Linked DNA regions of Homo sapiens: region 2 is linked to region 1. The links are chromatin loops, found by intact Hi-C in ENCODE. Cell type or tissue: IMR-90. All regions are shown on one strand.

Region 1 (2,500 bases):
ACCTTCTCCTTCATATCAAATCTCCCTCAAATCTCCCACTGCCTCCCTACCATTTTTTTTTTGAAATAGAGTATTGCTCTGTCACCCAGGCTGGAGTGCAGTGGTGTAATCCTGGCCCACTGCAACCTCCACTTCCCGGGTTCCAGAGATTCTCCTGCCTCAGCCTCCTGGGTAGCTGGGATTACAGGCACACACCACTACACCCAGCTAATTTTTGTATTTTTAGTAGAGATGGGGTTTCACCATGTTAGCCAGGCTCACCTCCAACTTCTGACCTCAGGTGATCCACCCACCTCAGCCTCCCAAAGTGCTGGGATTACAGGTGTGCATCACCACACCCAGCTCTGCCTCCCTCTTAAAAGGACATGTGATTACTTTAGGGCCCACATGGATAATCCAGGATAGTTTCCCTCTTCCAAAATCCTTAATGTAATCACATATTTTGCCGTGTAAGGTAATATTCACCCTGTTGCCATTATTCCTAAGTTCTGGGGTTTAGGACATGGATATCTTTGGGAACCATTATTTAGCCTACCATGGTAAATTTAATGTAGCAGCCTTCACTAGTTCTGTCAGTTACTTTTGTCCCTAGATGGGATGATGTAATAAGGTTCTGAATAGTTTACAAAGTGCTTTTATATTTAACCATCAGGACAGCTCAGTGAGTTCAGTATTGTTATTATCTATGTTTTTTTGTTGTTTAATATTTTTTTAGAGACAGGGTGTTGCTCTGTTGCCTCGGCATGATCATAGCTTACTGCAGCCTTGAACTCCTGGGCTCAAGTGATCCTCCTGCCTCAGCCTCCCAAGTAGCTAGAATTACAGACGCATGCCACCACACCCAACTAATTGTTTTTTAATTTGTTGTAGATACAGGATCTTGCTATGTTGCCCAGGCTGATTTCAAACTCCTGCTCTCAAGCTATCCTCCCTCCTCATCCTCTGGAGTTACTGGGATCACAGTCATAAGCCACAGTGCCTGATTTATCTATGTCTTAAACCACAGAGAGGTCCTGTCCAAAGCTGCAGAGTTGCTCTGTGAGCAAGTCGGGTTAGGCAGACTTTTTCCCTGGGACTCCCAGAACCATCAGCCTTTGATTCCTTTCTGGGCATCTTTCCCATGTCCAAAGTGCCCCCTTCTGTTAAAACTTTGTAAGCCACATTCATTTAAAGACTTTTAAAATATAACCATCTGATGTAACATTCAAAATATTTATGCATGCTGAGTCTTCACCTAACAAGCAGTTTCCCCACTGACAGCATCTGATGTCCTCAGAGGTAGCAATTCTACCCCGACAACCTCAGCTTCTGCCTATCTGACCCTGCTGAGTCTTCTGACCCAAGTAACCCACTGGGTCTGCCTTCTATCTCTCCTAGCCTTGTTAGAGAGTTCATTTTCAGAAGCCTTACTTGAAAAAGCTGTTTCTTAGAAGGAAATGACTACCTTTCAGTTAGAACTCTCTACTAATCTGGTAGGAAAATGGTTGGATCTGTCTCTCCTCACTTTTGTACAGTCTGAGTTTTCCTGACAGTCAGATGTCTTAGGCACAGCACACTCCACAGTCTGGCTGCTTCCTGGGTCTCTAGCATCTTCCCACATGGAACTGTGTCTTAGCACAGTTTGCACAGGCATGCCCTCTAATTGGAACACTTACTCTCACCCCTCCTTTGTCTCCCTGACAATACCCACTCTTCCTCTAGGGTTTAGCTGCATCCACCTCCTCTTTACAACTTCCCCCAAGCAGAGCTGACCCTGCTTTATTTTGTCCCCCAGCATATCTGGGACATTTTGCCTACAGTATTTACCAACTGAATGGCATCATTGTTTATCTCCTCACATAGGAATTCCCAAGGGACAAACATTTTGTATAGTTCTTAATCTCCCTGGGTCTCAGTTTCCTTATCAAAAAATAGTGATGATGATAATTCCTGTCCCATAGGGTTATTAGAAGGATTAAATGGATAAATATATGCAAAATAGACTAGTTCCTGGCATATGGAAGTGATCAATAAGTGCTAGCTGTCGTTATTCATGACATTTATCACACTCTGGCATTATTTTAATACGTTTGCTTATAGTCTTTCAACCTGCTTAGAAAGTAAGCTCCATAATGGCAGATATTTTTGTCTGTTTTGTTCACTAGTGTATCTGCCAGAGCCTGGGGACTCTATCATATGCCTGGTATACAGTAGGCACTCATTAAAAATTTGGTGAACAAATACATAAGTCAATAAAACTTAAGCAGCTAACATTATGCCTTTTATATAGTAGGAACACAATACAAGTTTTCTTTAAGTAGATTTTTTTCTTTAGTATCATTTTTACCTACCAGATTCTGAAACTGCACAATTGCTTTTTCAGTGAAGTATTATCCTGAATTTAGATGAAAGACATACCGTCTTCATAACTAAAAGTTCCCTTCTACTAGTTCACTTTGGTTCAAGGTTTCCTCATCTCCTGTATTTTCTGTTCAGTTGCAAGGGGTTTTGGAATATTTTC
Region 2 (2,500 bases), 470 kb before region 1:
TGTTAATAATGGTAGAGCGATCTGTGAACAGACTCCTGCAATAGGGCAACTTTGGCTGCACATTACAAACACTTGGGGAGCTTTTAAAAAATCTCACTGCCCAGGCCACACCTTAGACCAATTATATTAGGACCTCTAAGGGTAAGATCCAGGCTTCAGAAATTTTTAAAACTCCCAGGTTGCGTCCAGTGTGCAACCAAGGCTGAGAACTACTGCCTTAAAGAGAAAGCATTAAACCTAAAAAGAAGGGTGAAAGATAGTAACCAACTTGTAAACAGATTGTACAGGATAAACTTGAGGCCCAGCTCCTTGATAGACCTCATGTTTTAGTGTAACATTTAATAATCTCATTCTGGATTGTTTAAAAACAAATCTTAATTTGTTTGTGTCTATACTGAGTGGACAAGACTTTAGAAATTAAAGTGCAGTCTAGTTTCAGTATTTTATTATTCCAAAAACACATGACACATTTCAGTAGGAAATTCACTGCCTGCTTAACAAATTGAAATTCTTTGCAATAAAAATGTTTAGAAACTGAAAACACTGTATGTAATTGAACACTGACTGGTTGAACTATATTGTAGTAATGACACATTTTATTACTACCTCCAGAATTTAATTGTCATATAAGCTAACTCTTGTAATACTCAATGCAGCGAATTGAACCGAAACAAGATTAAAAATGTAGATGGACTGACATTCCAAGGCCTTGGTGCTCTGAAGTCTCTGAAAATGCAAAGAAATGGAGTAACGAAACTTATGGATGGAGCTTTTTGGGGGCTGAGCAACATGGAAATTTTGTAAGTGTGGGTTATCACAGTTCCTACTGAGGTAGTATGATCATAGAATGCTCAGTGTACATTCAGCAGGTCTTATGTGAAATCCTATGTTAAAATCTCATCATCCACAATCTTATTTATAAGTCAGTATTCAGTTTTGATTCAGGTAATGTGATCGATAATTTATAAGTACCTAAATTTAGTATAGTATAAACTATATAGTATTTTTTTGCTGACGTCTTCATATAACAAAAGCTAAACATCTAATAACAATAGGAATCTGTAATAGGTTGTAATCATATGTCCCCTTTGAAGAGACTAGATAATGAAGTTTTGATCCTGCTTTTGATTCTTACTGTAAATGTAGGCAGCTGGACCATAACAACCTAACAGAGATTACCAAAGGCTGGCTTTACGGCTTGCTGATGCTGCAGGAACTTCATCTCAGCCAAAATGCCATCAACAGGATCAGCCCTGATGCCTGGGAGTTCTGCCAGAAGCTCAGTGAGCTGTGAGTTGCCTTTTATTTATTCTCCTCAGGTTTGAGAGCAGGGATCATGCCAGGGCATGAGCTTCTTACCACTGATCTGTGAAATTTTCATAACAAAGTTTCCAAGGTGACAGCTTTTTTCACATGCAACCTAGTCTTATTTTTGTTGTGATAAGTTGAAGCCAGTTCTACTGTTGCAGTTCTATGTCACGTTGGCAAAAGCAATGATGGTTATTTTCAAGTAAAGAGAACGTATTTTTTTAATTACTGATATTAGAAATATTTACTTGGATATTATTAAGGCAGAATTTAAAAATAAGGATTAGTGTAGCTCATACAGTACCTGTCTTTTGGAAAACAAATCATTGTGTTGAATTGAAAAATAAAAGCTATTGCTTTTCTCTTTTTTCTTTACAGGGACCTAACTTTCAATCACTTATCAAGGTTAGATGATTCAAGCTTCCTTGGCCTAAGCTTACTAAATACACTGCACATTGGGAACAACAGAGTCAGCTACATTGCTGATTGTGCCTTCCGGGGGCTTTCCAGTTTAAAGACTTTGTAAGTTACACGTTTTGCTGTCAGTACTCGAACGTAATTGGTTCCTAAATATGCCCACTTTTCTCCTAGCAGATTTCCTTTGTTGTCAAGGAAATGCATACAGCCTCAGAAGTAGTATCTTAATCTTTCCCAGATCAGTTTGATTACAATGGATCCATTTCATCCATATGTGTTTCGTATAGGGATTAAAAAGGACAGTGATCAGTTTGTTTTGGTGATTACAGTGAACCTTCTCAGGATCTCCAGGAAATTGGTAACTGCTTAAGAGGGAAACAATTTTAAGTCCACTAAGTTTTTCTTTGTAAAATACAGATTAAAAATTACTTAGAGCAAAAAGGTCTACAAAGGGCAAGGAAGATACTGTTTATCATGCCAGTTATATCCTCAACCTGATCTCTGTCCTAAGAGAAAGAAAAGGGAGTTAAATTAATTGACCTTTGAAAAATTTCTCAAATGGTAATTTAAGGTTGTGCAATGGGCTTTTGATTTTTGCTCTGTCAGAAACTTTTGCTCTGTTCGCTATTTGAAGCATTACGTAATTGAAAGACATACTGTATGCTTTGGCGAACTTCTGCATGCGTGGTTGGAAGAGTGGTTTTAAAGTTTAATGTATTTTTCAGACTGTTCGGATCATTCAGAATGTAGTCATTTTGATAGAGGAATTAATAGG

Evidence for each region. Peaks named below come from ENCODE experiments on the same cell type or tissue, not always from the same donor. Only the 100,000 strongest peaks of a DNase experiment are listed, where the experiment ranks them.
Region 2: it touches region 1 in a loop (2.1-fold over the local background); 2 of 110 quality-filtered maps call a loop at or near these places.

The regions. Positions count from the first base shown.
Region 1 is chr12:58,415,041-58,417,540 of GRCh38, reverse strand. No RefSeq gene overlaps it. Among named protein-coding and RNA genes, the nearest start is that of LINC02403, 330 kb to the right of the region's middle. In IMR-90, a CTCF peak has its summit at 1,139 (motif pointing left); a DNase peak (open chromatin) is centred at 1,090; H3K27ac peaks cover 904 bases.
Region 2 is chr12:58,887,119-58,889,618 of GRCh38, reverse strand. It overlaps LRIG3 (leucine rich repeats and immunoglobulin like domains 3), which reads left to right. Exons shown (of 19, transcript NM_153377.5): 6 at 657-800; 7 at 1,147-1,290; 8 at 1,687-1,830. Among named protein-coding and RNA genes, the nearest start is that of LRIG3, 32 kb to the left of the region's middle. RefSeq lists an enhancer at 873-2,072. In IMR-90, no CTCF peak of the experiment used is centred here; a DNase peak (open chromatin) is centred at 1,258.